2 separate regions of the Homo sapiens genome follow, and region 2 is linked to region 1. Evidence: read pairs that join two places in POLR2A ChIA-PET (ENCODE). Cell type or tissue: HCT116. All regions are shown on one strand. Each heading gives the region's core, and the rest is flanking DNA. Links, peaks and the distances in the headings are about the cores only.

Evidence for each region. ChIA-PET counts read pairs that join two places held together with the same protein. Peaks named below come from ENCODE experiments on the same cell type or tissue, not always from the same donor. Only the 100,000 strongest peaks of a DNase experiment are listed, where the experiment ranks them.
Region 2: POLR2A ChIA-PET joins it to region 1 with 6 read pairs; 4 of 35 experiments call an interaction of 5 or more read pairs at or near these places.

Annotation. Positions count from the first base shown.
Region 1 is chr20:57,821,960-57,837,573 of GRCh38, forward strand. No RefSeq gene overlaps it. Among named protein-coding and RNA genes, the nearest start is that of NKILA, 120 kb to the left of the region's middle. RefSeq lists enhancers at 13,237-13,898, 13,899-14,559. In HCT116, for the core only: no CTCF peak of the experiment used is centred there; no DNase peak of the experiment used is centred there; H3K27me3 peaks cover 2,287 bases.
Region 2 is chr20:57,764,752-57,780,365 of GRCh38, forward strand. No RefSeq gene overlaps it. Among named protein-coding and RNA genes, the nearest start is that of NKILA, 62 kb to the left of the region's middle. RefSeq lists enhancers at 7,000-7,643, 7,644-8,285. In HCT116, for the core only: no CTCF peak of the experiment used is centred there; a DNase peak (open chromatin) is centred at 7,972; H3K27me3 peaks cover 5,042 bases.

The DNA.
Region 1 (15,614 bases), core at 2,458-10,457:
AAGTGGGTGCTGGGTGGGTCACTTGCCCATCTTCCCACTACACAATGAACATCTGGGAGGCAGGGATGGCATCTTTTTCTTCTTGTGCCCAGAGCCTGTGCAGTTCATGCACACTGCAGAGTTGCTTAGTCTGTGTGCCCTGAAAGCAGGAATGTGGTTGTCTCCACCCCCGAAATCTTCTAAACCCACACTTTCCTGTCCGGCAGCCGCTTATCACAAATGGCTACAGTTGGGTCCTAATGGAGCTGAAATGGGTCTGAAATACAGCTGGGTCTGAATGGAGCTGTACGGCCAGTGTAAAATACACAATGGATGTTGAAGACAATATAAAAAAGAAATGAAAATGTTGATAATTTGCTTACATGTTGAAATGATAATCTTTTGAATATATTGGGTTAAATTACATATATTATTAAAATTAATTTCACCTGTTTCTTAGTTCTTATTTTGTTTTTTTAAGGCGATTATTAGGTAATTTAAAATATGGCTAGCATTGTATTTCTATCATAGAGGGCTGGTCTAGGATAGTGCTTCCCACCTTTCTTGGGTTTACTGTATGCTCTTAAATCCTGTCAGTCCTGCACTGCGTAACAACGTTTCAGCTGATGACAGCTGCATGTGACGGTGGTTCCGTAAGATCATAGCAGAGTGGATATAGAAACCTGGTACATGGCACTTGCTACTGGCATTGCAGATCAAGTAAGGGAAATGATTGATATTCGTAATAGTGCTTGGGCATTTGGTTTTCCATGTGGAAAAAAAAAAACAGTTACATGTTGTTTAATGGCAGGGATCTGTTCTGAGAAATGTGTCCTTGGGTGATTCCAACCTTGTGGCAATATCATAGAGTTACTGACGCAGCCCTAGATGGTACAGCCTACTATACACCTAGGCTATTTTGTGTAGCCTATGGCTCCTAGGCTATGAACCTGTACAGTACGTGACTGTACTGAATAAGTCATTATAACACAAGGGTGAGTACTTGTCTATCTAGGCATACCTCAATATAGACAAGGTACAGTAAAAAAAAGAAGAGATATAAAAGATAAAATATGGTCCACCTGTATAGTGCACTTCCCATGAACAGAGCTTGCAGGACTGGAGACTGGAAGTTGCTCTGGGTGAGTCAGTGAGTGAGGCTGAGGTGAGTGAATGTGAAGGCCCAGGACATGAAGGTGCACTGCTCTAGACTTGATGAATGAACGTCGTACACTTAGGCTACACTAAATTTACTTTTTTTTTGTTTTTTTTTTTTGAGACAGAGTTTCACTCTTTTTGCCCAGGCTAAAGTGCAGTGGTGCAATCTTGGCTCACTGCAACCTCCACCTCCTGGGTTCAAGTGATTCTCCTGCCTCAGCCTCCCAAGTATCTAGGATTACAGGCAGGTGCCACCATGCCCAGCTAATTTTTGTATTCCTAGTAGAGACAGGGTTTTGCTGTGTTGGCTAGGCTGGTCTTGAACTGCTGAGCTCAGGTGATACACCTGCCTTGGCCTCCCAAAGTGCTGGGATTGCAAGTGTGAGCCACCAGTGCCCGGCCTAAATTTACTTTTAACATTCTTGTTTCTTCAATAATAAATTAACCTTAGCTTACTGTAACTTTTTTACGTTATAAACTTTTGAATTTTTATAAACTTTTTGACTCCGTTTTAATAACACTTAGCTTGAAACACACATTATAGAGCTGTAACAAATATTTTCTTTCTTTATACCCTTATTCCATAAGCTTTTTTCTATTTTAAAATTTACTTATTTACTGTTAACTTTTTTGTTAAAAATGAAGACACAGAAACACTAGGTTAGGCCTTACACAGGGTCAGGATTGTCAATACCACTGTCTTCCACCTCCATGTCTGTCTCACTAGAAGGTCTTCTGGGGCAATAACGCCCATTGAGCTGTCATCTCCTATGAAAACAATGCCTTCTTCTGGATACCTGCTGAAGGACCTGCCTGAGCCTCTTCTTGGGAGGTGACACTCTTTCCAGAAATAAGTCCATGATGGTTTTCTTAGTTTATGTCTTTTTTTCATCATAAATCTGCTCATAAGCAGGTAATGTGTCATGAATATTCGTCCCTATTACTGAAAACCTTTTGACGCTGGGATCTATGTTTTCAGATTTTGTAAGGAAATTTTGAAGACTGTGAAAGCTGCTGCTAAACCCTTCACTGTGAATTTTCTTGAGGATCCTCTTCTTTTTCTTTCTCTCTCTCTCTTTTTTTTTTTTTTTTTTGAAACAGTGTTTTATTCTGTTGCCCAGGCTGGAGTACAGTGGTGCAATCATGGCTCACTGCAACCTTGACCTCCCAGGCTCAAGTGATCCTCCCGCCTTAGCCTCCTGAGTAGTCAGGGATACAGTTTCCACCACGCCCAGGTGATCTTTTAATTTTTTTTGTTTTGTAGAGACAAGGTCTCACTATGCTGTCCAGTTTGGTCTCAACTCCTGTGCTCAAGCAGTCCTCCTACCTCGGCCTCCCAAAGTGTTGGTATTGCAGGCGTAAGCCACTGCACCTGCCTCTTCTTTTCCTTCTTTCTTTTGCCTCTTCTTCAGCTGTGCATTCTTGTTCTAGTTTCAACAACTCCTCATTAGCCAATTTCTCAGGGATCATCTCTAGGACAGGAATTTTTCAACTTCATTGTAATCTTATGGGACCACCACCATATATGCAGTCCATTGTTAACCAAAACATTACTAAGCAGCACAGGACCATATATAAAGAAAAATATACACAGCATCTAGGTTTGGGTAAGTACGCTCTATGATGTTCGCATAACAGAATCACCTAATGATGCATTTCTCAGAACGTATCCCTAGCGTTAAGTGGCACATGACTGTGTACTGGAGTTTTTAGCCTTTTATCGGAAAGGATCAAAAGACCATAAGCACCTTTAACTATGACAAACTTAGGATTGTCCTCAGTGTACTTCCTGGGCTGGTACAGTCGAGTCACACAGCGTGTCTGAGGGCCTCCTCAGTCCCTGGGCTCCCCCTGGTTGGTGGCATGTGGGTGGCTACTAAGTGGGACTCTTTACTTCAAAGGCCTTGCTGTCTTCTGTATATTGAATATGCCATCTGTCTTTGCAAAGAAAGTTTCTTCTTGATTCGTATACCCAGCCTAAGGCACCTGACATGTGCTGAGGCATTCAGCTGACTCAGCCCAAAGTTCTTTCACGCAGAGATCAGTGTAAGACTTGTGTATCCTCATTCGATGTATATATATATATTTTTTTTTCTGGGAATTCATATTAAAAGTGCACATCCATTACATTAACCCAGCAATCCCATTTGTACAAATCCATCTTAAAAGGATGAAAGCGTGGCACTTAATCCAAGTTCCTCCGTTGAGGACTAGGATTCTCTTACAGCTTGCTGGTTCTGCCTCCCAGATGTTGAAGGCCAGCCTCCGTCTGATGGTTAGACCTGGGCCAAGTACAGTTGTTAAATATCTGGACTCACATCTGCACACACAGATGGCGATTGCAGCGTTGTCTGTGGTCAAAACAACAAAACGAGAAACAACGTAAGTGTGATTGATAAGGAACATGTTGGTCCACCTGTATTGAGGAATATTTGTTGCTACGAAAAATCATAAGTTAGAGCCACACGAATAGATCTGGAGAGATGCCACTGTGGGTTTTTGGTGGAAAGCAGCAAGTTTTGAGTAGTGCTTACCGTATGATTACACTTTGTGAGGTCTGCAGGTCTGTTCGTAGGAGCAGAAAACAGGCATGAATAGGGGTGTGCGAGACTGGTAGTGGGATGGGCTATATCCACTGTTTGTGCATTTTTTGGTTATTTGACTTATTTATTTTTGGCTATTTGACATATTTTGGTTATTTGACAAGCGTGTGATGCATTTATATTTTTAAAATAGGAGAATATGAGAAAACATGGATGTTCTTCATCAGTTGGTTTGGTGGCCCCTTGTGAAAGAGGAGCGTGCCCCAGCATGCAGTGGAAAAGACAGAGGGCCCTGTCCTAGACCCCTGCTTCAGAAAATCAAGCTCCACTCAGGCGGCCACTGTTTCTTCCTACCCTGGAAATAAACATCTTTTTCATGCCAAAGAACGTGCGTGGCCTCTCCAGGCAGGAGACTGATTCTCTTCTTGCACCGAAGCTAGCTCCTCTCAGTCTTGTCTGGGATCCTGCCAAGACATGGAACCAGAAAAAGAAAAGACAAGAACAGCCAGGTCGAGGTTCGGTGCTGGTTAGATTCATGGCCCAGGTGGAGGTGCAGCGCTGGTTAGATTTACGTCAGTTTCAGTTCATGGCGAGGGCTCCTCTCTGGTCCGCTTTTCATTTGGGTCAGTTGAGTTCCTCCTAATTTCTGTTTCATTGTTCAGCTCCCAAAGAATTCCAGAAATGAGAATGCCTTCCCTGGCCAGCAGCCTCCTGGCTCTGTGTGTCTGAACCAATAAGGCATGTTTCCTCTTGCTCCTCACTTCTGATGTTTTATCAGGCTCCATAATGTGTTTCTCATGCTGTCTGCCCTGGAGTTTACGCCCTGAACCATGTTCAGGTGAGGAAATTCCTCGAGAAGATAAATCACCGCAGACATAGCAAAGACTACATCTTGGTAGAACTCTTGGGTTGAATGGGGCCGTATGTGTTCCCAAGTGCAGACCTCCAAGGTCAGTCAAGCCCAAACAAGAAAGCTCAAATCGCAGAGGCCTCTGGAGTAGATGCTTTGTTGCTGAAGAAGCCTGCTGAGCATCTGGGGACTCAATGGTTGTATGCCCGGGACACATCTTCATTAGGAAGCCTGGGATTCACTGCTCCATGCACGAGCTAGGTTGGCCAGCTTGGTTGCAACAGAAAACTCAGCTTGAACTGGCTTTAATAACGAAGGGAGTTGGAGCCTGCTGTAACTGGAAAGTGAAAAGCGTATGTGGTTTCAGATAAGGCTGGATTTAGCAGCTCCAGCCATCTGGCCAGAAAGCTCCCCCTCACCTCTCCATTCTGCTTCCATTGTGTTGATTTCATCCTCCGATCGCCTCCTCTCTTGGCCCCAAGATGTCAGCAAATGCCCCTTGTCAACTGTCTGCTTCCAGATCTCAAATTGGTAGAAAAGAGAAACGTCACTCCCCAGAGAGCTCAAATCAAGGTCCCAGAACTGAGTCCCGCTGACAAGGGCCGTGGGTCCACTCTGGAAGCCGTGCCTGTGTCTAGGACGGGTGGGCTGCATAGCTGGGTTGGTCAGGGCATCCCCAAAGAGTGCTTGGGCCTCACTCAACTAGGGTGGCCAGGTTTAGCAAATAAAAGTGCAGGGTCCCCGGTTAAACTTCAGATTTTTGATAAATAATGAAGAACTTTTTAGCATGAGAGTTTTTAGTATTTCCCAACTATAAATGAAAAATATGGCCAGGAGTGGTGGCTCACGCCTGTAATCCCAGCACTTTGGGAGGTCGAGGCGGGCAGATCACCTGAGGTCAGGAGTTTGAGACCAGCCTGGCCAACATGGTGAAACCCCATTTCTACTAAAAATACAAAAAATTAGCCAGGTGTGGTGGCGGGTGCCTGTACTCCCAGCTACTTGGGAGGCTGAGGCAGGAGAATTGCTTGAACCCGGGAGGCAGAGGTTGCAGTGAGCGGAGATTGCACCACTGCACTCCAGCCTGGGTGACATACTGAGACTCCATCTCAAAAAAAAAAAAAAAAGAAAGAAAAATATAAAAATATTTACATTTATGTATATTGAGAATGAACTGCCAGGCACCCAGGCAGGTCCTCTGCTCCGTCAGTTCAGCTATATGTAAAGATAGCTCTCAGTCTAAATATATTTAAATTAATTGTTGTTTATTTAAATTCAAATTTAACTGGATGTTCTATATTTTGTCTGGGAAATATATGCACATGGGAAATTTGAGGCCCTGACAGGCTGGGGGATGGGGAAGGGGATGGAGAGTGGGCAGCCAGGGATGTCCGCTGTGGACAATGAAGAAGTGTCTGCCTGAGCTCAGATTTGGTTGGGCTTATAACAGCAGGAAGACAGACAACAGGATGTTTTTCCAAGCAGGGCCTCTACCAGGCTGTAACTTTATTCATTTATTGATTGATTGCTTTTATTGGGCTTATCATACAAAATTCAGGGACAAAAGAATGTATCATTTAGAAAGCAAAAACATCCTGCCTCCTTAGTTCCCACAAATTAATTGCCATTAAAAGTTTGTAACATGCTTTCCAGGAAGTTCTTCATACAGACCATCGAGTCCTAGGTATTCTAGAAATGGTTAGTTTTACAATGAAGTATCACACTGTCCATTCTTTTTTGCAATTTCCTATTTGCCTGACAACATACCTCCCACCAACTTAAAAGTTGGTTTTGGGGTGTACCAAAAAAACTTCTGTTGTTTTTCATGGGTTGTGAAGACCGAGTTAATCAAGAATGAAAGGTTGTAGTTACAATCTGTTGAGAAAATAGGAATGACTGGTGTCTTCCTCTCTCCCTCCTTCTTTTCCTACTTTCTCCCTAGAAGTGGTTTTACTCAAGGAATACAGACCTGCCCCTCTGAAGCAAGCAAGAGCATGGCATTGGAATATAAAGGTGGTTCATGAAATTCACCCCACCCAGCTCTGCCTGGAGTCTTTTTGACTTGGGGCTGAGTCTTGGCCTTGGCCTTATAAGCATTCGGAGCTTGAGCAAGTTTTTAACCTTGTCGGCTTTGGCCTCCTTGTCTGGACAGTGGGGATGTTAATGTCAACTCCCAGAGCTGGGGTGCAATGACATGGGATTGGTGTGAAAATGACGGTGAGAACGGGTGACATGTCAGTTCCCTCTCAGTTGCCCACGGTTCAACAGAGTCGCCAAGTGCCCGCCACCCACCAGGGACAGTGCTGGGGGCTGAGGCCCCTCTATAGCCCCTGTTTGGGCTGGGTAGTGGGCAGGGTTATGTTACTCAGATTCATGGCTACGTCCTGAGAAACCCCCAACCCAAAGGAAACTGACAGTGCTCCTGTAGGGCAGCACAGGGGCCGCTGGACAGCCCCAGGCATGGGAACTGCCTGAAAGATGAAGGCGCAGCATCCAGGCAGGACCTCTGCTCCGTCAGTTCAGCAGGAGAGAACTGAGATCCAGAGAAGAGAAGGGGTGGGTGCAGCTCTGGGCTTCCGGAGGAGGCAGTCCTTGCAGGTTCCTGGTGAAAGTGGTCCTGAGGGGCAGGGCAGGGCAGGGCAGGGCAGGGCAGGTCCGCAGCTGCTATTTTCACAAATTCCTCTCCAGTGTGGCCCCGGCTCCCAAGCCTTCAGACTGTAGATTCACAATTTACATGAGGTTTTCCTTACTTGAAAAAATTTTTTAAAATTACATTTTAAGCTAGACAAGTAATATATATTCCTTGTAAAAAGTCAAGAGGTACATATAAGCCAAAAGTAGAATAAATTGCTTATATATTGCTTATATAAGTTGCTTATAATTCCAGTACCTAAATACTGTTACTATTTTGGGGCATATTCTTTTAAATCTTTAAGAATTTCATGTAAGAAATAGTTACTGAGAGGCTGCCAGTGTCAGGCTCTGGGCTGGATGCTGGGGCCAGTGTCAGATGAGGCTGTTGAGCCTCCTGCACTCAGGGTCTCACAGCCATGGATCCAGTACCCCCATCCCGTCCCTCCTCCACCCAGGCCAACGTTCTGCACACAGTAAGTGTGATGCTTAATGTTATGTGTCAACTTGACTGGGCCACAGGATACCCAGGTATTTGGTTAAGCGTTCTGGATGTTTCTGTGAGAGCGTTTCTGGGTAAGTCTAACATTTGAATAGACCGTGTAGAGCCGGCTACCTTCCCTAATGTGGGTAGGCTTCGTCCAATGACCTGAAAGTTGAATGGAGCAAAAATGTTGACCCTTTCCCAAATAAGAGCAAATTCCTCCCACTGTCACCAGCTTTTGCCTGCCTGGAGACTCAAACTGAAACGGTGGCTCTTCCTGGGTTGTGAGCCTGCCAGCCTTTGACAGGAACCACCCTCTCGGCTCTCCTGGGTCTCTGGCTTACCAACAGCAGCTCTCAGGATGAAGCCTCCACAATCATGTGAACCAGCCCTTTCGGATGAATCTCTTTTGTGTACACATCCTGTCAGTTCTGTTTCTCTGAAGAACCCTGTCTGTGTCTGATACAGATGCAGGTCTCTGCTCCCTCCCCTCTTCCTTTAACAAGCACTTATTGTGCACCTGCTGTATCAGGCTGATGGCTCAATGAGTGCTTGTTAAGGGAAGAGAGTAGGGGGCAGAGGCCCTCCCATCCAAAGGCACTGCAGTGCACCCCTGCTACCTGTCACTCCGCTGGCTGTAGTTGCGGACTGGCCCTGCTGCAATGAGAAGAACCACCCAGCTGACCCGCAGACTCGGGATCCCAGCCACAGCCAACTGCACATGGCTGGGGCCTGGTACAGGTGGGGCCAGGGGAGGGCCTGGCTCACACCTGCTGCCCCATAGACCCTGCTAGTGAGGAGCAGCGCTGGGATTGCATTCGGCTTCTGACTAACTGAGCTCAAGGGCCTCTGTCTTAGTCAGGGTTCTGCAGAGAAACAGAATGGGATTTGTGTATTTACTTGTCTGGCTCACATGACGATGGAGGTGAAGTCTCACAACCGGCCATCTGCACGCTGGAGACCCAGGGAAGTTGGTGGCGCAGTTGGAAGGCCTGAGAGCTGAAGAGCTGATGGTGTCGATTCCAGCCGCGGTCCGAGGGCCAGAGGACCAGGAGCATTGAGGGCAGAAAACAACATCTTGCCCCAGTGGTCAGGCAGAGAGGGCGGATTCCTCCTTCCTCTCTGCCTTCTGTTCCATTCAGACCCTCGCTGGGCAGGATGAGGCCCACCCACCCTGGGGAGTGCCATCTGTGTGACCCTGCCCACCAACTTAAATGCGACTCTCACCTGGAAACCCTGACAGACACCCTATTTCCACGTAGGGTTCCTTATGAGGCACTGGGGGTTCAGATGTAAACATGTTTGAGGGACACAGTTCAACCCATAACAGGAAGGGACAGATGCCTTAAATGGCTGCAGGAAAGATGGCATGAGAGTTGTGGAGGGCACAAAACCCTGTGCCTGCACACAGTAGGTGCTCACTCCAGACAAGCGAGTGTGGTTCAAAATCACACTGGGCTGGAAGAGGGAGGGATGCCCTATTCTGAGTGTGGGTTTTGGTACCAGGCAACTGTGGGTTTGAACCCAAGCTGTGTGACCCTGGGCAGCTTCCCCAACCTTTCTCAGCTGGTTTTCTCGCCTGTGAATCTAACCTAACCTGTAAGACGGCAGTGAGGGCGAGATCTGTATCGGGTGAAAGCTCGTCGAAGGCACTGAATTCTTAAACCATCCTAGGCCTCAGTTTCCACAACTGTCAAAGAAGGATGGGGATTTTGAAGTCTGGACAGATGCTGCAAGAGCCCAGAAGGAGATCAATGATGAGGAGCTCTGAACCCAGAAGCCATGGCAGTCTGGGCTGCACTGACTAAGCTGTGTACTCCCTAGGGAGGGCGGATGGCCGGCTCCCACCACCCCAGCCCAGCTGAGGAGCAGCTGGCCTTGCAGTGGGCTCCTTGGATCCATGTCACTTTTGTGGGTCACCTGGACAGCCCGGCACAGGGGCCTTTGGTGTGGGAGTTCCTCAGAGCATGAATTTTCACCTCCTGTATACACTGGGGTTTTCTCAGCCGGTGAGACGGTGGGAGCCCCAGGGTTCCCCTCGGCCCCAAAGATTCTCAACCTGATTCAGGGGAGAAGGCTGGCACCCCTGGGGGTGCAAGATGGCCCCAGTCCTGCCCAGGGGCTAATTCCCTGTGGGAGACCTGAAAAGGCTCTGGGACAACAGTGCCACTTAATTTTAGCTTGACGATTGGCCTCTGGACGAGATGTCAGCACAGGGAACTATTTATAGCAATTCCTGCCCCTCTATGGTTGCTCTGCCTGTGTGGGTTGGATTGAATTTTGCTTAATGGCCAGATGGATTCAGACAAGCAGATTTTTAGTCCAAACTATGTCAAATGGCCATTTAGACGACTTTCCCTCTTCAATCATTCATTGCATTGTTCAATGAATCTTTCTAGGGCAATGACAATGTGCCAGGCAGTGTCTGGGCACCGTGGAGACAGGAGCAAAAGAAGTAGGCCAGCCCCATTCCCACACAGCTCACCCTCGATGGGATTGAGCAATTGACCACTGGCAAAGCACCTACTGTGTGCCAGGCAGTATTTTAGGCAGTCTTCCCTGGGAGACAGCTGGGAACAGGACAGACCAGTCCCTGTCCTTGCATAACTCTCAGTCTATTCAGCCATTGGAATTAATAAACTCTGACACAGCACCTACTATGTGCAGTGGTGATGGTAGAGGGAGCGCGGGGCTCAGCCGTGCTCAAGCTGCTCCTGGCCTCACTCACTGTGGGAGGCAAGGGAAAGGCCACCAGGTGGTGAAGCAGGAAGGAGGCTGGGGTGAGCCCAGGGACGCTGGCTCTACCGCTGGGTGTTCTGTGATGAAGGTCAAGCCCTTGGCTTCGCTGGCCTCAGTTTCCACACCTGTAATACATTTTGGGGTGCTGTGTGTCTGCAGCTCCCAAAAGATGGTGAATGGGGGTGCCTTCAAGTGATGAAAGAACAAATCATTTCTGTGTTGTTATCTTTTTTTTTCTTTCTATCTCTTTTTTTTTTTTTTTTTTTTTTGTGAGCTAGAGTCTCGCTCTGTCACCAGGTCGCTCAGGCTGGAGTGCAGTGGCTGGTCTTGGCTCACTGCAACCTCCGCCTCCCAGGTTCAAGTGATTCTTCTACCTCAGCCTCCCGAGTAGCTGGGATTACAGGTGCATGCCACCACACCCGGCTAATTTTTTGTACTTTTAGTAGAGACAGGGTTTCACCATGTAGGCCAGGCTGGTCTCAAACTCCTGACCTCAAGTGGTCCACTCACTTTGGCCTCCCAAAGTGCTGAGATTACAGGCATGAGCCACTGAGCCAGGCCTGTTATCATTTGTTTTAATATGAAACAGGAAAAAAATACACCCCTGGCATTTCAAGTCCAGTCAACAGAGTCTCCTTGAAAGGGGTATATTTAAGTTAAAGAGAGAGGGGAGTGGTGATTGAACTGAGAATATGAGGTAAATAACAGTGCCAAGGACTATGGCACAATCTCCAAGCAGGCGGTCAGTGGGGTTGGATGTGGGGCTGTAGAGGATTTGGAAGATTCAGCTGGATGTGCGGGGTCTCTGGCTGCAGGTCCCCAGTGCCCCCCTGTGACTCCTATTGGTGAGGAGGGCTGGGACATCCTGTTCAGAGTAGGTCTTGGGATGAATCCACTCCCCAGCGTGCATGTCCCTTGGAGCAGCTCTGTGCCCAGCAGGGGCTATTGTGACTGGCAGGGCCTTTGCAGGCAATTTGGGAGGTCCTTTGCAGGTGGCTGGGGACTGGGTGTCCCCGAGCTTCCTAAGGAGGCCTGTCCTTCTGTTCCTAAGGAGGCCTGTTTCTGGGCGGTGCCCTCCTGCTTGCCTCTCTACCTATCCATGTGGTCTTCAGGGGTCCCTGCAGGTACCAGCCCTGAGCTTCTCCCTTCAGGTTGGGGGTCCCTGAGGAGGGCGCTGGGCCCCAGCTGTTGAGGGAGAAGCTAGGGTGTCTCCCCTCTCCCACCAGCCTACAGAGAGGAGGGAGCCTGTCAGGAAGGAGCCCTCGCTGGGAGAAGGGGCCCTCGCTGGGAAAAGGGGTCCTCACGGGGAGAAGGAGCCCTCGTGGGGGGAAGAAGCCCTCGGTGGGAGAATGGACCCTCACTGGGAGAAGGAGCCCTCGCTGGGAGAAGGAGTCCTCGCTGGGAGAAGGGGCCCTCGCTGGGAGAAGGAGCCCTTGCTGGGAAAAGGGGCCCTCATGGGGAGAAGGAGCCCTCGTGGGGAGAAGGAGCCCTCACGGGTAGAAGGAGCCCTCGGTGGGAGAATGGACCCTCACTGGGAGAAGGGGCCCTCGCTGGGAGAAGGAGCCCTCGTGGGGAGAAGGAGCCCTCACGGGTAGAAGGAGCCCTCGGTGGGAGAAGGAGCCCTCGGTGGGAGAATGGACCCTCACTGGGAGAAGGGGCCCTCGCTGGGAGAAGGAGCCCTCGCTGGGAGAAGGGGCCCTCACGGGGAGAAGGAGCCCTTGTGGGGAGAAGGAGCCCTCACTGGGAGAAGGAGCCCTCGCTGGGAGAAGGGACCCTCACTGGGAGAAGGAACCCTTGCTGGGAAAAGGGGCCCTCACGGGGAGAAGGAGCCCTCGTGGGGAGAAGGAGCCCTCGCTGGGAGAAGGGACCCTCACTGGGAGAAGGAGCCCTCACTGGGAGAAGGAGCCCTCACGGGGAGAAGGGGCCCTCATGGGGAGAAGGAGCCCTTGCTGGGAGAAGGGACCCTCACTGGGAGAAGGAGCCCTCGCTGGGAGAAGGGAACCTCACTGGGAGAAGGAGCCCTTGCTGGGAAAAGGGGCCCTCATGGGGAGAAGGAGCCCTCGTGGGGAGAAGGAGCCCTCGGTGGGAGAAGCAGCCCTTGGTGGGAGAAGGGACCCACCAAATCGCACACATGCCATTGTTGCTCCTTCCGTGTGCCCTTCTGCAGCTTGTGAGGTCTTCAGGACAGAGTTCCACCACTTCAGCCCCACCCAGTGGAGTCTGTCCGCCCCTCTGAGCCCCCTCCGAGCTTTTCTCCTACCCCCAGTTCCATTGCCTTCCTGAGCCTGAAGTCGGGAAAGTCGCTTGGGGTTGTTGGGGGCTCAGTTTCCCCATCTGTAAAATGGGCTCGCAGCCACTTCTCCATCTCAAAGTGCTGTCGTGAGGATTGGCACCTGCCTCTGTGAGTGCCCAGCAAATTGTTGTGCTTTTTCTGAAATGGCATTAGTTTCCTAAGGCTGCCGGAACCAAAGCCCACAGCTGTGTGCTCCACAGCAAACATTGATTCTTCACACTTCTGGAGGCTGGAAGTCTGAATTCGAGGAGCTTGCAGGGCCGTACTCCCTCTGGAGGCTCTGCTGGCTGCAGGCCGCCCACCACATGTCCCGGCCTGCAATCACCTCGTCCCAGCCTCAGCCTCTGTCCTCACATGGCTTCTTCCCTCTGTTTCTCCTCTTCTTCTAAGGACACCAGTCAGATTGGATTAGGGCCTGTCCTGATTCATTATGACCTCATCTTCACTTGATTACATCTGGAATGACTCTATCTCCAAGTAACATCACCTTCTGAGGTCCAGGTGGATTAATTTTGGGGCAGACACAATTCACCCCAGGACAGTGGCAATTTTGTTTACTTGCTTCAGCGAGCCTTGTGAGGTGGGTATTATCACACCCATTTATCAGATGTGAAAACTGAGGCTGAGGGACTGAGGGCCCCAAGAGCTGCTAAGTGACAAATTCAGGACTTGTACCCAGAGCATTTTAGAACCCAGTGAGGTCAGGGAGTGCACAGGTCCTCAAATTCACACTGCCTCTCCAGCTGTACAGTCCACAAAATTGGTGGTAAACAGAAACACTGAAGAAGAAGAAGAAAAAAACAGAAAACTCAAATGGGCTCTGTGTGTTTATAACCAAAGACTTTCTCCAGAGAGTGTGGTATAAAATTTTAATATTTTAGGCAGGCAGGCAATACTTCTTGTCTAGACATTGAGAAATGTTCAGACACAGAATTATTTCCAAGCTCCAGCCAACACAGTGGCGTCCCCCGCATTCCCCCAGATGAGGGGTGTCATTTACTTTGCATTTGTGAGCAGACACCACAGGGGCCTGATTGCTGCTGGGAGGCCCGGACCTCCGCGGGTCGCAGCGTTGCCGTGGACCCCAGAGATGCCAGCGGCCGCGCTGTCTTTTCCCAGACAATTGAGCTGCTTACAAATCAATAACAACAAGGTTGACGGGGATGGGGGCTTGATCACACTGAGGTGCACACAGCTGTCAGAACGCGGTGACTGTGCACATGAGATCGTAAACTCCCTAATTAGCTTTCGAGGAGAAGGCGTGAGGGCTGAGGGTCCAGCTGGCGCTTCCTGCTTTGCTTTCTGTCTCTCTTGTCTGCCGTCTGGGAAGGTGAGCAAGCAGGCCCTCCGTTGCTCACTGTAATTGGTGATGAAGACGGGGACTGGTGCTCTAGTGCCGGATGTCTTCTGTGCTGTGTGCCCTTCAGCCGGTTCCTGTCCCTCTCTGTGCCTCAGATTCCTCATTGATACAATGAGCTCAGGCTCCCGGGGGCTTGCAGAGTTGGCAAAACTGGTCTCTTGACCCCTAACAGTTCCCATGGGACCCAGGCTGGAGACCAGCAGAGGCAAGGCTGGGAGACAGCAGAGGGCGAGGGCAGTCTTCCAGGCTCAGAAAGGCTGCTCTTGGCTCTTCCCATCCAAGGAGAGTCCCGCGTGGCCAGCACCAAGGATCTCTCCCACTTGGAGGTGAGGAAACTGAGGCTTAGAGCCAGGGCTAGGACTCTAGTCTTCCTGCCCTCGGGGGCCTCTCCTGGCTGCATCTTTGTTCTCCAGCATTTCCGGAGCACCGGCTGGGTCCCAGGCTGGGTGCTGCAGGTCCTGGTCTAGCATGGTAAAACCAACGGGACTTCCAAGCCCGAGCAGGGCAGGTGGGACCCTGCACCTTCCCTGACTAAACCTCCCTACTCATCTCGTTGTCATTAAGATTGAAGACCATTTATTGAGCAGCTACTGTATGCCAGGCACCTTTGAACACTCAAGCTGCTACGGTGGATGGTGGAGAGAAGGGTGGGTTAGTGGAGGGGAAGGTGTCAGGAACCCCGATGTCCTTGGAACAGAGCAGCCCCCACCCTCCCAGGGTGGCTGTGGACTCTTTCCTTCTCTCTTGAGCCCTCGCATGCAGTGGTGTCTGGTAGAAACATGTACTCTCCACCCGTCAAAGCAGCAGTAGCATAAATAGCATCAGGAATGTTGGAGATCTCAGGCTTTGAGGCCCAGAGTTGAGTTGCTACTTTACATGATTTAATTACCGAAAAAAACTGTGTTACTTCCCTTCCAACATAACCTTGCAGCGTCTCAGAAATGCTTGCCGAGCAAGCCTGCAGAAAAATTTGGAGGCTGGCGGGTGCTCCCCCTGCTTGTTAAGCACTCACTGTGTGCTGGGCTCTGTGCTTAGGACTGTCTGTGCACCGTCTGCTTACAGCCTTACAACAATCCTTTCAACGAGCCATACCTTTGTCCCATTCTACAGAGAAAAGGAATGAGAACTGGCAAAGCTGGTGTGGTCAACAGCAGGATGGCCTCTCAAAGATGCCCATGTCCTAAGCCTCAGAATCTGTGCTACGTTATGTTACAGGCCCAAGGGGGACTAAGGCTGCAGATGGAACTCAGGTCGCTTATCGGTCAACCCTGAGATGGGAGATTATCTGGGATTAGCAGATTGGCCCAGTGGAAACACAAGGGCCCTCAAACCTTTGTGGTTTTGGAAACACAAAGTAGAAGAGGAGGCAGGAGAATCGGCACAGAGCGATATGATGTGAGAGACGCCCGGCCAGGCTCTGAATGTGGAGGAAGGGCCACAGGGCAAGGAGCGTGGGGGCCTCTACCAGTGGGGAACATAAGATGTGAATTCTCCTCTGGAGTGTCCAGAAGGAACACAGTCTGCTCGACATCTTGATTTTAGAGACCCATTGCGGATTTCTAGACTGGCCTCTAGGT
Region 2 (15,614 bases), core at 3,471-11,470, 56 kb before region 1:
AGGGCACAAGAAATGAAAGCAGTTATTGGCTCTTTATTTGCAAGGGCCATACTTATGAGTGCTGCTCTGTGTTGAGTGGAAAACTGCACTTAGGACAGTTTCATTTTTGTCTGCCATACTTCTCCTGAAACCTTCAGATCCTGGAGTCAACTGGCAAGAAAACCAGCTCCAGCCAGGATCCCTCACTAACATTCCTATGGTAGGCTACACCCTGGCCTGGCGTTTTCTTTGTGGGAAACTTTCGTGGACGCATTCCATTTATTTAAAAGATGTAGGCTATTCAGATTTTCTGTTTCCTCTGGTGTCAGTTTTGGCAAGTTATATTTTAAAAGGAATTTGTCCATTACATCTATATTGTTGAATAAAAGGGCATAAAATTGTTCACAGTACTTGCTTATAATCCATTTAAAGTTTGTGGGATATGTAATGATGTCCCTGCTTTCCTTTTTACTAGATCAGGCTTATCAATTTTATTACTCTTTCTACAGCACTAGCTTTTGATTTATTGATTTTCTCTATTATTTTTCATTTTTCTATTCCATTGATTTCTGCCCTTATCTTCATAACTTCCCCCCTCATACTTACTTTGGCTTTAATCTGCTCTTCTTTTTCTAATTTCTTAGCTCATATAAATGATTTAGGTTTTTCGTCTTTTTTTATGTAATTAAAGTTTTCACAGGTTCTAGCAGTTAGGAAAAAAGAAAATAATAATAATTATTATTTAAAGTTATTAATTTCCCTTCAATCATTGCTTTAGCTACATTGGACAAATTTTGATATGTTATATTTAATGTTCATTCAGTTGAAAATAATTACTAATTTCCTCTGAAGTTTCTTCATTGCCTGCTGTTAATTTTACAATTATGGGGGATTTTAAAATCATCTTGTTATTGATTTCTAATTTAATTCCTTTTGTTTTTTGTCAGGGAACATACTATCTATGATTTCAGTCTTTTAAAATGTATTGAGACTTGTTTTATAGCTCAGCATATGATTTGTAATTGTAAATATACCATTAAAAATGTGCCTTTAAAGGCCGGGCACGGTGGCTCAGGCCTGTAATCCCAGCACTTTGGGAGGCCAAGCTGGGCGGATCACGAGGTTGGGAAATCCAGACCATCCTGGCTAACACGGTGAAAACCCACCTCTACTAAAAATACAAAAAATTAGCCAGGCGTGGTGTCGGGTGCCTATAGTCCCAGCTACTTGGGAGGCTGAGGCAGGAGAATGACATGAACTTGGGAGGCAGAGTTTGCAGTGAGCCGAGATCACGCCACTGCACTCCAGCCTGGGAGACAGTGCGAGACTCTGTCTCAAAAAAAAATAAAAATAAAAAAATGTGCCTTTAAAAAGACATTTAAAAAGAATGTCTTCTGCCATTGTTGGGTATAGTGTTCTACAAATATCAATTAAGTGAAGACGATTTTTAGTGATGCTCACACTTTTTATGTGTTCAATAATTTTTTTTTGGCCTTGTTGTTCTATCAATGCCCAGAGAGGAGTATTAATAATCTCCATCTATGATTGTAGTATTATTTATTTCTCCCTTTGATTTTGGTACTTTTTGCTTCATGTAATTTGAGGCACTGTTATTAGGTACACATACATTTATGATTGTTATGTCTTTCTGATTAATTGGCCCTTCTATCATTTTACATGAATTTGTACAATATTAACTGTAAGTAAAACATTAAAAGTTAAGGACATCTATTCTAATCTCTATAGCAACCATATAAAAAAATGTAGAAAAGTATATTTCTTCTGTCCATCTTTATGAACATAAAGAAGTGTCCATCTTTATCTCTGGTAATACTTTTTGTCTTGAAGTTTATCTAATGTTAATATAGCCACATTCTTATGTTTACTGTTTGCATGTTGTTTTTCCTATCCATTTACTTTCAGTCTATCGATGGTTTATTGTTTCTCTTGAGGACAGCATATAGTTTGGTCATTCTTTTTTCCTATAATTTTGTATGGACTCTATCTTTTAATTTCAGTGTTTACTTCATTAATGTTTAATGTAATTACTGATATGATTGGATTTGGGTCCACCATTTAATTATTTTTCTGTTCTGTTCCAAAACACAAACAGAATATCTGAATATTTTTTAGAATTCCGTTTTAAGGCCAGGCTTACACTTGTAATTCCAGAAACTTTGGGAGGCTGAGGTGAGAAGATCGCTTGAGCCTAGGAGTTTGAGACCAGCCTGGACAACATGATAAAACTATATTTCTACTAAAATTTTTTTAAAAAAATTAGCCAGATTTGGTGGCACACACCTGTAGTCACAGCTACTTGGGAAGCTGAGGTGGGAGGATTGCCTGAGCCCTGAAAGTCGAGGCTGCAGTGAGTCGTAATCATGCCACTGCACCCCAGCCTGGAAAACAGTGTGAGACTCTTCTAAAAAAAATAATAATAAAGAGTTCCATTTAAATTTTCCTATTGATTTTTTAGCTAAACTTGTCTGCATTTTTAAAATGGTTGCTATAGAGATTAGAATAGATGTCCTTAACTTTTAATGTTTTACTTACAGTTAATGTTGTACAACTTCACTTAAAATGTGGAAACCTTGCAATTGTGTCAGTTCATATTTCTGCATCCTTTATCTTAGTTGTTGTATGTAACATGTACACACACATATATATATTTGTGTGTGTATACACACACATATATATATTTGTGTGTGTATACACACACACACACACACATATTATAAACCCCACAAGGCAAGGTTATAGTTTTTTTCTTTAAATGGTTCTATGGTTTTTAAAGAAATTAAGAGGAATAAAGAAAAAAGAAGATAATTGTCTTTTGCAGGCACCCAGATCCTATTTTCTGAGGATCTGAGTTTCCATCTGGTGTCATTTCCCTTCAGGCTGAAGAACTTCCTTTAGCATTTCTTGTAGTGCAGATCTGCTGGCAACAAAGCCCACAGCTTTCTTTTATCTAAGATATATTTGTTTTGCCTTCATTCTTGAAGGATATTTTCCCTGGATGTATAATTCTTGGTTGACAGTTTTGTTTTTTTTTCTTTCATCACTTTAAAGATGTTTTTCCACACCTTCTGGCCTCCATAATTTCTGATACAAAGTCAGCCATTAATGGAATGGTTGTTTTCCTATATGCAATGTGTTATTTTTCTCTTGTGGCTTTCAAGTTGCATTGTTTAATTTGGCTTCAACAGTGTGACTAGGATGTATCTTGGTCTGGGATTCTTTGTGTTTATTTTGCTTGGTGTTAATTGAGCTTCTTGCATCGGTACATTTCTCTCTTTCACCAAATTTGGAAAAATTTTGGCCATTATTTCTCCAAATATTATTCTGTCCCATTCTTTCTCTCCTCTGCTCTAAGACTCCATTTACATGTGTGTCAGACACTTGCCTATTTAAATGCATTCCTGAGGCTCTGTTCATTTTTTTCTTAAATCACTATTGTCCTTGTGTTTTGCATGGAATAATTTCTATTAATCTGCTTCAAGTTCATTTAGTCTTTCTTCAGCCTTCCTTCTCCATTTGGCTCTTAAAGGTCCACCCAGTGAATTTCTCATCTCAGATATTACATTTTTCAGTTCTAGAATTCTATCAGGTCCTTTTTTTGTTTCTAATTCTCTGTAGAGATTTCCTATGTTTTCATTAAATATACATATATATACACACACACATACATATATTTAAACTTTATTAGAAGTTTTAATAGTTGGTATAAAAATCTTGGTATTCCAGTTTTAACATATCTAGTTTATATTGGGGTTTGTCTCAGTCGACTTTACTTTCTCTTGAGAATTTTTTTCATTTCATTTTTTTTAATGTCAAGTAATTTTTGGATTATATTCTGGTGTGGTGAAAAGAATAATATCTCCCGCAGATTCCCCCCTGCAAAGATGTTGATATGGTTTGGCTGTGTCCTCACCCAAATCTCACCTTGCATTGTAATCCCCATAATCCCCTTGTGTCAAGGGAGGGACCCAGTGGGAGGTGGTTGAATCATGGGGGCAGTTTCCCCCATGCTATTCTCATGAGAGTGAGTGAGTTCTCATGAGATCTGATGGTTTTATAAGCATCTGGCATTTCCCCTGCTCACTCTCACTCCATCCTGCTGCCCTGTGAAGAAGGTGCCTGCTTCTCCTTTGGCTTCTGTAATGATTCTAAGTTTCCTGAGGCTTCCCCAGCAATGTGGAACTGTGAGTCAATTAAATCTCTCCTTTAAAAATTACCCAGTCTTGGGCAGTCTTTGTTTGTTTGTTTGTTTGTTTGTTTGTTTTTGAGATGGAGTTTTGCTCTTGTTGCCCAGGCTGGACTGCAGTGGCGTGATCTCGGTTCACTGCAACCTCTGCCTCCTGGGTTCAAGCGATCCTCCTGCCTCAGCCTCTTGAGTATCTGGGATTACAGGCACCCGCCACCACGCCCAGCTAATTTTGTATTTTTAGTAGAGATGGGGTTTCTCTATTTTGGTCAGGCTGGTCTCAAACTCCCAACCTCAGATAATCCGCCCACTGCAGCTCCCCAAAGTGCTGGGATTACAGGCATGAGCCACCACGCCCGGCAAGGGCAGTTTTTTATAGCTGTGTGAGAGCAGACTAATGCAGATGTCCACATCCTAATCTACAGCACCTGTGAATATGTGATCTTCCATAGCAACACAGACTTTCTGTATGTGATTGGGATTTGGAGATTACCCTGAATGATCCTGGTGGGCCCATTATAGTCACAGGGTCCGCTATAATAAGGAAACAGTAGGGTCAGAGGCAGAGAAGGAGATGTGACAATGGAAGGAGAGGTAAAAGCACTGTGAGGAAGGAACCACAAACCAAGAAATGCAGGCAGCCTCTAGATGCTAGGAAAGGAAAGGAAATGGATTCCCCTAGATCCTCCAGAAGAAACACAGCCCTTCAGACCTACATTAGTGTGAGATGATCAATGTGTGTTTTTAAGCCGTGAGGTTTGTGGAAATTCATTACATCAGCAATAGCAGATGAATACACCTGGACAGAAGGAATGCTAAATTGTGACCATTCTGGGCTTTTTCTCTGATGAGTGCTGTTTCTTGTGTTTTAGCAGGCAGTTAGCTTGGTGGAATTTGAACTTCAAATCCTGTTGCTAGGACGACATTTCCTGTCTCAGTTCACATCTTTATCTTCCCTAAGCTGAGGTTTCCGATTATGTGGCCGGAATCCCCCTGGAGTCCCTGTGGCCTGGTGCCTGCACTTTGTCAGCCACCCTTAGCCTCAGGCCAAAAGCCACAAAGAAAAGCCCTTGCTTTGAGCAGTGGCCTCCTCCCCTGCTCTCTCCACTCTCCAGGCTTTCAGGTGTTTGGATCCGGGGGTACTTGGAGTGTTCTTTTGTTTCTGAATTGGTTCTCAGAAAGACAGAGTGGAAAAGACGACAACTTTTCTAGCACTGGGTTCCAGCCTGGTTTCATTACTTACTCGCTGCATGACCTTGGGCAGCTGAGCTTGTGTCAGCCTCAGTTTCCCCATCCGTAGGTCTCTACATCAGAGGATAGTGTCTGCATCGATGAGCAAATGCACGTATTTGTAAGGTGCTGGATCCAAGCTTGGTCTCCTTGTTATTTTCCAAGCATCTCTCTGCTGCTCATGGAAGGACACCCCCAAAACTAACTGCTGGACAGATTTTCCAAGCCTTATCAGTTCATCCAAATGGTTAACTCTAAGTTTCTTTCCTGTCCGAAAAATAAAACTGTAAACAGTGATACAGAGCCATGGGTTGTTATTCAGGATTTGCAAACTTTATTTCCCCAAACCGGCTTTGCTACATAGGCTCTGCTCCTAAGCTATTGCCCACAGCAAACAAGAAGGGATCTGGAGGCCGGGCATGGTGGCTCACACTTGTAATGCCAGCGCCTTGGTAGGCTGAGGCACAAGTTTGAGACAAGCCTGGCCAACATGGTGAAACCCCATCTCTACTAAAAATACAAAAAAAAAAAAAAAATTAGCTGGGCGTGGTGGTGGATGTCTGTAGTCCCAGGTATTCGGGAGGCTGAGGCAGGAGAATTGCTTGAACCCGGGAGGCGGAGGTTGCAGTGAGCTGAAATCGTGCCACTGCACTCCAGCCTGGGTGACAGAGCAAGACTCTGTCTCAAAAAAAAAAAAAAAAGGGACCTGGAATGCTTCGTGGGGGTGTCGCAAGGTCTCGGAGCCTATGGAATCTGGTTCTGGAGCTGGGCAGGGCTTCCACTGGGCTCTGCAGTCCTGGGCCGGGAGCTGGCTCATTTGTTTATGGGACATTTGCTTCCTGGGAGTCTACAGTGTGGTGGTCCCTGCCCTGGGTGCTGGACACAGCAGCAAACAAGGCAGACACAGCCCGCCCTTGTAGCATGGACTTCTGCTCACAGCGCTGGGCACGTGCCTGGGTGTAAAACCACAACTGTGATCAGTGGAATGGGCGGGGGTGTCCTGTGAGTGTCCGAGATAGGCATTGATTGGGTCGTGGAGGCTAGTGGGTCACGCTGAGGTCTGATGGCTGAGTAGAATTTGCCTGGCCGGGTGGGAGGGAAAGGACAAGAGGAAGCAGCAAGAGCCTGTGCACAGGCCCTGTTGGGGTAAGGGACATGGTAAGTTCCAGAACTGCAGGAAGGCCTTGGAGGGCTGGAGCTCGGAGGAGGGCATGTGGGGAGGATAGGAAGTTAGGGAGCGGGCGGTAGGGTTGCTAGACTCAGTAAATGTAAATACAGGATGCCCAGTTAAACTTGAATTTCAGGAAAAAGTCAAATACTTTTTTAGTATAAGTGTGTCTCAAGTGCTGTATGGGACATACTTATACATACTCACACTAGAAAAGTATTCATTGTTGAGCACAGCATGCTGGCTCACACCTTGAATCCCAGCACTTTGGGAGGATGAGGTTGGAGAATCTCTTGAGCCCAGGAGTTCAAGACCAGCCTAGCAATATAGCAAGAGCCCCCATCTCTAAAAAAAAAAATTAAAAATTAGCTGGGCAGAGTGGCACATGCCTGTAGTCTTAGCTACTCAGGAGGCTGAGGTGAGGATCACATGAGCCCAGGAGTTCGGGCTGCAGTAACCCGTGATCACACCGCTGCACTCCAAGCCTTGGTGACAAAGTGAGACCCTGTCTCAAAAATACTACTACTACTGGGCTGGGCGTGGTGGCTCACACCTGTAATCCCAGCACTTTGGGAGACCAAAGCTGGTGGATCACCTGAGGTCAGGAGTTCGAGACCAGCCTGGCCAACATGGTGAAACCCTGTCTCTACTAAAAATACAAAAATTAGCCATGCGTGGTGGTGTGCACCTGTAGTCCCAGCTACTCGGGAAGCTGAGGCACAAGAATTGCTTGAGCCCGGGAGGCAGAGGCTGCAATGAGCCGAGATTGCACCACCGCACTCCAGCCTGGGCCATAAGAGTGAGACCCTTCCTCAAAAAAACAAAACAAAACAAAAACTACTACTACTGATAATAATAACTCGTTGTTTATCTGAAATTCTAATTTAATGGCATCTTGTTTTCTATTTGGTAACCCTATGAGCAGGGTCTTGCAGAACAGGGCAATGAACTTGTTCTCAAACCAGGAACAACGGTGGGCTGTAGAGCTACGCTGGGAGCAGCAGTATCCAGGCAGCATTTGGAGGTTAGCTGCATGCTGGGGAGAACGGATGGGAGCGCGCGAGGGGCAGAGAAGGACTGGTGAAGGCTGCTGCAGTGCCCAGGGGAGCCCCTGAGCATCGGAGGCTTGGGGAGGCCCCAGGTGCTGCGGGGTGGAGAAATGCACTGGAGTGGAATCTTGCCTGTGTCTGCTACTAGAAGGGAAGCTGCCCTTTGTCACAGGGCGATCACTCACTGGGTGCCGGAGGATGTGGTACTGACGAAGCGGCCAGGCTGGGATCCTTGCTTGATGTCACTTGATAGCTCCTTGATGTCACTAAGAGCCATCATCCTGCTCACAGCCCCTCCCCACCCCAAAATGAGAGCTGCTCAGCCCAGACAGACGTCTTACCCTCTGCTTGTTTTTGTGATTCAAAAATGAGTCATCCACCCCAGGCAAGAGCAGGCTGAGGACCTTTTCCTTGGCTGGGAGTTTGGGGGTTGGGTGGCTCTTCCGGAGGCTACAGGGTTCAGACAGCGTCTTGTCTGCAAGATTAATTCCTTCCAGTGCAAGAAACTTAAAGGGGCCAGATGCGGTGGCTCACACCTGTAATCCCAGCGCTTTGGGAGTCCAAGCTGGGAGGATCACATGAGCCTAGGAGTTCAAGATCAGCTTGGGCAACATAGCAAGACGCCATCTCTACAAAAATAAGCAAAATTAGCTTAGCTGAGCATGGTTGCGTGCACTTGTAGTCCCAGCTATTCAGGAGGCTGAGGCAGGAGGATCACTTGAGCTCAGGAGTTTTAGGCTGCAGTGAGCTGTGCTTGTGCCACTGACCATCAGCCTGGACAACAGTTCTGTAAGATGAGAACAAGAATAGTGCCTGGTTCCTGGGGCTGTTCCAGGATTAAATGAGACAGAGCTTATGAAAAATCTTGGGATATAGTAGATGCTCAGTTAATGTTATTTGCTTTCTTCCCTCCCTGTCATGTCAACAGAGAAGCTGGCAAGGTGAAAGTCAAGAGCAGGAGGTCAGAAAACATGTTCCTGTCAAAGCCCAGATGGAAAATACTCTAGGCTTTGCGGGCCAGACAGAAGCCGCCACAGGCAACATGCAAATAACGAAGGATGGCCGTGTTCCCATAAAACTTCATTTATTGACTCCGCTGTTTGAGTTTCAAATAATCTTCATGTAATTTTCAAATGTCACATGACATTAGATTTTCCCCCCAACCATTTAGCTATGTAAACACTAGTTTTAGCTCATGGAGTGCACAGAAACGGGCTGTGGGCTGCACGTGGCCCTTGGGCTGCAGTTTGCAACCCCTGCCGAGAGTGAGGTTACCATCTGGCTGATCTGTGAGTTTTCTGACTCTATGAAGGAGGCGGTGAGGTTGTCAGAGTCTTGAACTAGATAGAACCAAACTCAAAGTTTTATCTTTTCCTAAGTTTCCAGAACCAAAAATATTCCTTGTGAGCCAACCTGAACTGCAAAGATACTGATATATTTTCTAGAATTCTTTACTGGAAGCTCCCCACTGCTCCTCAAACTGTACCTGAATCAAATCAGTGAGTCCTGCTGGAGTCCCTGGAGCTCCTGGAGCTGGGGCTTAAAAGGGTGAGAAGGGCCTGGGGCAGACCTGGTTTTTAGTATTGAAAGTCCCACAACCCTGGGACCCCCTCAATCCAAGGCAAACTGGGCCGATTGGTCACGGGATAAGTGGATTAATTTCTCCGGAATTTCAGGCCCCTGGATGCTTTCCTTCCCCATCATCTCAGGGATGTAGCCCTCTGGGGCCCCTGGAGGCTTTCCTTCCCCATCATCTTGGGGGTGGGGGGCACCCTCTGTGTGCTCAGATCCCCAGTGCCCTGTCCACCATGGTTAGGGGGACTAGGGCGCCCTGTCGCTTCTCAGCCTTTCGGCTAAGATCAAGTGTGGAAAGGGGGCCCTGTGGGAGGCTCATTTTCCAGCAGCCACAATCCCCAGGGCGGTGTGGGACCTGCATCTGGTACCGCAGGAAGCACAGCTCATTGCGGTGGGGGTCAGGTGTGATGGGATGGCCTGAAGGTCAGTTGTGGTGTGTGGGATGGGGGACCTAGAAGATTCCTTGTCCCTTAGCCCTGACCTGTTGGCTGGGAGACGGAGAGAGGGCAGGAGGCTTGAGCTTGGCTTGCGAGAGGCCACCAGGGTGACGGACTCATCCCAGTTTCATCCCAGTTGGGATCGACTGTCCCACTATCAACAGTGAATGTCCTGCATCCTGGGAGCTCCCTCAATCCCCAGCAAACTGGGATAGTTGGTCACCTTAGAGGTCACCTTAGCCTCTGGCAGGAGACAGCAGAGCCTGTTCCCAGTGCCCTGGCTGCTCCAGATGTCTTGGGGACCATTGGCCTTGCAGGTGCCGATCGTGAAGGCCCAGAAGGCAGGCCTAGTGGGGTCTAGCCTCCCTTCTTCATAGCTGCATGACCCAGGACAGTCCCTCTACCCACTGAGCCTCAGTGTTTTAATCAGTAAAGAGGGTATTGTCAAGCAAGAACCTCTGAGCCTGTGGTGTGAAAGTTTTAGAGTACAGAATGGGTGCTTTGTGGAACAAGCTCTGATGAGGATGAAGTAGAAGATGGTGCAACAAGCTGGGATGCACCGTGACTCAGTTCTTGCTTGCTTGAGAGGAAAAGAAAAGACATGCCAAAGGAAAAGCAAGAGATCTCAGTCCTGGGGCTGGTGATGGGTCCTGAGACGGGTGTCTGGGTGGCCAGGCTGGGAGGTGAGGACTCTGGTCTGAGGAGGGGGCTCAGGAGCTGCTGCACCCCAAGCCCTGCTGGTCCCAGTGATTTCATGCATGACCCAGGCACACCCAGGGCCTGGGTTGGGACAGAGGGGTGATGCTTTAAGACTTGCTGTCAGCAGGTGGGTAGGCTGTGCCAGGGCGGGAAGAAGACATCATGCCAGCTTCCTCCCCCATAGCTGATGTGGAAAGAATGAGGCCCCTGGGCCCCCCTCACCAAAGGCGAGACCTTCCTCAGCGAAGCCTGCCCCTGAGCCAGACAAGTGGTAGCTTCCAGACCAGCCCTGAACAGGAGAAATGACAATCGCTAACCCCAGATTTTACTCTCTTCTGTGTATTTATTCCAGTTAGTTCATGCTCCTAACTGGCGCCTTCCAGCAGTATTCAACATTTGATGCGACTCTTTTTGTTGTTAGGTGTTCCTGCAAAAGACATATTGTTGTTTTGTCTGTGCATGTATTTTACTTTATGGGACCGACAGATGTGACATAGATCTCATTGTTTCTTCTCTTTTCTCACTCAACATCACATCTTAAAGCACATCCATGTTGCTGTGTGTACATTGGGTCCATTGCATCTCAGCAGTCTAGGGGGTTCATCTCCCAGAGATGGCTGGCCGGGGGGTCTCCAGGACCCACACCACATGCAGATATGTGATGCACATTCTCAGACACATCTACCTCTGGAAGTGAGTATGGTTTATTGGGCATAGAGGCCCAGAAGTCAGAGCTGCTAGAATGCCAGAAAATCTACTAGATCCTACAACTCCCTGGGCAGAGCCCAAGAACTCCTACATCCTTACATGCCCTCCCAATCCCTGGCAATAACTGCCTTTTAAATTCTTGTCAGTTATTGTTTCATTTGCATATCTCTGACTACTAATGAATTTAACAACTTTCATATGTTTATCAGCTCTTTAGGTTTCCTTGTCTGTAAATTTGCCTGTTCGTATCTTTCATCCATTTTCCCATTGGGGTTCCTCTCTTTTTTTTGTTTATGTGCCAGGTTCTTGATAAAATCCACATATTACTCCCCTGTTGATTTTAGATATTATAAATATCTTTTCTCAAGTTATCATTGTTCTGTTAATTTTGTCGAAGGTATCTTTTGTCAGCTGATGAAGCAGAAATTCTCAGTTTTGATGTAATTAAATGAATCAGGTTTTGGCTTTATGGTTTGTGCTCTTGAAATTTTGTTTCATAAACCATTCGCAATGTCTAGGTCACAAAGCTATTATCCCCATTTTCTTGCACGCTAACATTTGGTTTTTCCTTTTAAGTAAGGTCTTTGATTTCTATGGAGTCCACTTTATGTGTTGTATTAGGCAGGTCAATGCCTATTTTTCTTTAGCTCTCAAGTCCATTATTCCAACATCTATAAAATGACCCCATAGATTTCCGGCCCCTGCATCACCACATCTTGAGTCCCTGTCGGTACATGGGACTTTCTCTGCCGGGCTGCTTTGGTCTATGTGTCTGTCCTTGTATTAGTACTGCATGGTTTTTATGACTGTGTCTTTGTAGTGGGTGTTATGAGGCAAGAGGCACTTGGGGTACCCTAGTCCTGGCCCTGGGGAAGACTCCTTTTTACTCTCCTTTTGCAAAGTGGGTTTAGCTCTTCTTCATGGATTATTATTCCTCCATCTAAATGAATGTTAGTTTCATCAAAATCAAACTTGATCAGTTTGATTAAAGTTGTACTGAATTTATAGGTTCAACATATGAATCAGAGCAAGATACATCTGTTTATTCAAGTCATCTTTTATTCAAATTAAATTTTTTTTCTACATAGAGCTCTTTTGTGCTCTTGGTGAAATAAACTCTCAGGAATGTTCTAGTTTTGATTGCTCTTGCGAAAGTTATCTTCCTTTTAAAAATGTTTCTAAGATTATTTTTAATTAAATAATAATTGTGTCTATTTGTGGGGTACAAAGCAATGTTTTGATCTATGTATACACCGTAGAAAGATTCAGTCAAGCTAATCAATATATTCATCATCTCACCAACTTATCTTTTTTGTAGCGAGAACATTTAAAAATCTATCCTTTCATCAATTTTGAAATATACAGCACATAGGTATTAACTCTGATCACCATCCAGTGCAATAGATCGCTAAAACTTACTCCCTGAGTCTAACTGAAACTTTGGGCTCTTTAATCAACACTTTCCATTCCTCCCTGTGAATCCCAATCGTTCTGTTTCTTTGAGATCCACTTTTTTTAGATTTCACATATAAGTGAGATCATTACAGTATTTGTCTTTCTGTGCCTGGCTTATTTCACTTAGCATATTCCTCCAGTTCCATCCATGTTGTTGCAAATGACAAAATTTCCTTTTTTTTTTTTTTTTTAGACCAGGTCTTGCTCTGTTGCCCAGCAGGCTGGAGTGCAGTGGCACAATCTTGGCTCACTGCTACCTCCACCTCCCAGGTTCAAGTGATCCTCTTGCCTTAGCCCCGCTAGTAGCTGGGATTACAGGCATGCACCACCATGGCTGGCTAATTTTTGTATTTTTCCTAGAGACAGGGCTTCACCATGTTGGGCAGGCTGGTCTCGAACTCCTGACCTCAGGTGATCCACCTGCCTCGGCCTCCCAAAGTGCTGGGATTACAGGCGTGAGTCACCGCGCCTGGCCAATTTCCTTCTTTTTAAAGGCTGATGAGTATTTCATTGCATATATATATATATATATATATATATATATATATACCACATTTTCTTTATCCATTCATGCATTGATGGACACTTAGCTTGCTTCCACTTCTTAGCTATTGCAAATAATGCTGAAATGAACATGAGAGTGTAGATTTCTCTTCAGTGTATATACTATTTCAATTCTTCTGGATATATACACAGAGGTGGGATTGCTGGATCATGTAGTAATTCTATTTTTAGCTTTTTGAGGAACCTCCATGCTTCTTTACAAAATGGCTGTACAAATTTACATTTCCACCAACATTGTACAAGTGTTCTCTTTGCATCCTCACTAGCACTTGTTCCCATTTGTCTTTTTGACACTAGCCATTCTAACAGGTGTGAGATGGTATCTCATTGTGGTTTTAATTTGCATTTCCCTGATGATATGACATGTTGAGCATTTTTTCCTGTATCAGTTGGCCATTCTATCTCTGACCAACACGGTGAAACCCCGTCTCCACTAAAAATACAAAAATGAGTTGAGTGTGGTGGTACATGCCTGTAATCCCAGGTACTCAGGGGGCTGAGGCAGGAGAATCACTTGAACCCAGGAGGCGCAGGTTGCGGTGAGCCGAGGTCATGCCATTGCACTCCATCCTGGGCAATAGAGTGAGACTCCATTTCAAAAAACAAAACAAAACAAAAATCAAGTTATTTGTTTTCTTGCTATTGAATTGTTTGAGTTCCTTAGATATTTTGAATATCTTATCAAAATAAGATATTTAAACCCTTATCAGATGTATGGCTTGGCCATTTTTCTTTTAATCTGCACATTATCTCTTCACTCTGTTGTGTCCTTTGCTTTGCAGAAATTTTTTAGTTTGTTGTAATCCCATTTGTCTATTTCTGGTTTTGTTGCCTGTGCTTTTGAAGTCCTGTTCAAGAAATTATTGCCCAGAACAATGCTGTGAAGCTTTCCTCTATGCTTTCTTCTAGTAGCTTTATGGTTTCAGTCTTATATTTAGATATTTTAGCAATTTTGAGTTGATTTTTGTCTATGTTGCGAGATAAGGGCCCAATTTCATAGAAAGATATCTTTCCTAAAGTTTTATTTTCTAGTTCAATACTAGAAAGTGTAGAGCAGTGCTTTTGAGTTTTATCAGTCGATCTTGCTTCTAGCATTTCTGCTGCTTTGTTATCAGTTGGATATTGGGGTGTTGTTCTGTGCCTGACACTGTGCTGGCCCCTTTCAGATTGCCTCCGCACCCTGAGCCCAATAGATAGGAGTATGTCTGGGGGAGCTGTCTACACCAGCCAGAACACCTCCAGATAAAGGAGAACGGAATTTGTTATTGAGTGCACTCAAGCTGGAGTGTCTTTGTGCAAAAAAAAACCATAGATCTGATTGTCGTTTAGAGAAATGAAGAGGTGGGGGTGTCTGCTCAGCTAGAAAGGGCTGGAGGCAACTTGGGTAAACTCTCACTTGAGTTTAACTTGCTTAATAAATGGCCCCTACCCTCAAATCCCAAAGAGATCATCCTACATGTGTTCCCATGCTAACATGTAGATTTCCTTAAACATTTAGGTACTCAGTTCACCTGGAGTCCACCTGTATGCAGTTTAAGCAGGTACACCATTGTATTCTTTATATAGGGAGATGGTTTTCCTAACATCATGTACAAAACTTGGGGTCCCTGTTTGTTTTCCCCACCCTACCTCAGGTGAGGGTTTGAGGCTGAGATTTTTCACCTGTGCAGGTAGCATTTCCCCAGACTGTCAGCTCCAGGGCAGGAATCACATCTTGTTTATTTACCTTTGGAGACTGGAAAGTCCATGGGGCAGGGCTTTTGTCTGTTCTGTCTACCACATCCCACTGCATTCCTCAGCACCTCCCGGGCAGCCCTGGCAGGTGATTGGTGCTTTATGAATGCTTGGTAAATAGATGAGTGAATGAATAAATGAGGGAACGAAGGGATGAGTGGAGAGTCCCTGTGCCTGACACACAGTAAGTACCTTGTAAATGCTTAACATTTGCCCATTTAAGCTCCAGTCTCCCCATGTGTGATCTGTCTCTCTCCTCCCTCCGTGGGACCAGCTGAGGTTATGGGGGCAAAGGGGCCTTGGAACATGCAAAGTGCAAACTCGTGACCGTGTTCTTGAGTTCTGGGTCCATTCTCGAAGCCACGTATGGCCTCTCCCCTGGGGGTGCCTGCAGAGCTCACCTGCAGATTTGTTACTCGTAAGTGTCGTACACCAAGAGGGACAACAGCAGCCCCATCTTTCCAGTGCTTTTGCAGCTGATGTAAGCACAAGAAACTCAGGTGAAGAAAATGGCAAAGCACTCGAGATCAGCCACAAAACCCAAGTCAGGGCTTTATTTGATCTGTAATGGGAAGGAAAAAAAATCCCCAAACTTTTGTGGTGATAGGAAGACCGAATAGTAAGAAATAAAACCAGCACTTTGGCATAACTCAGTTGAAAAGGACGCTTGAACCCATACTCTCATGAAGAGACCTTCACATTCCAAAGGCAAACGGCTGATTCCTGCCCACGCCAAGACCACTTCCTCTAGAAATTTTGGTTGCCTGTAGGATGGAAAAATCATCTCCTGGTTTCTGGCCTGACAGCAGTGA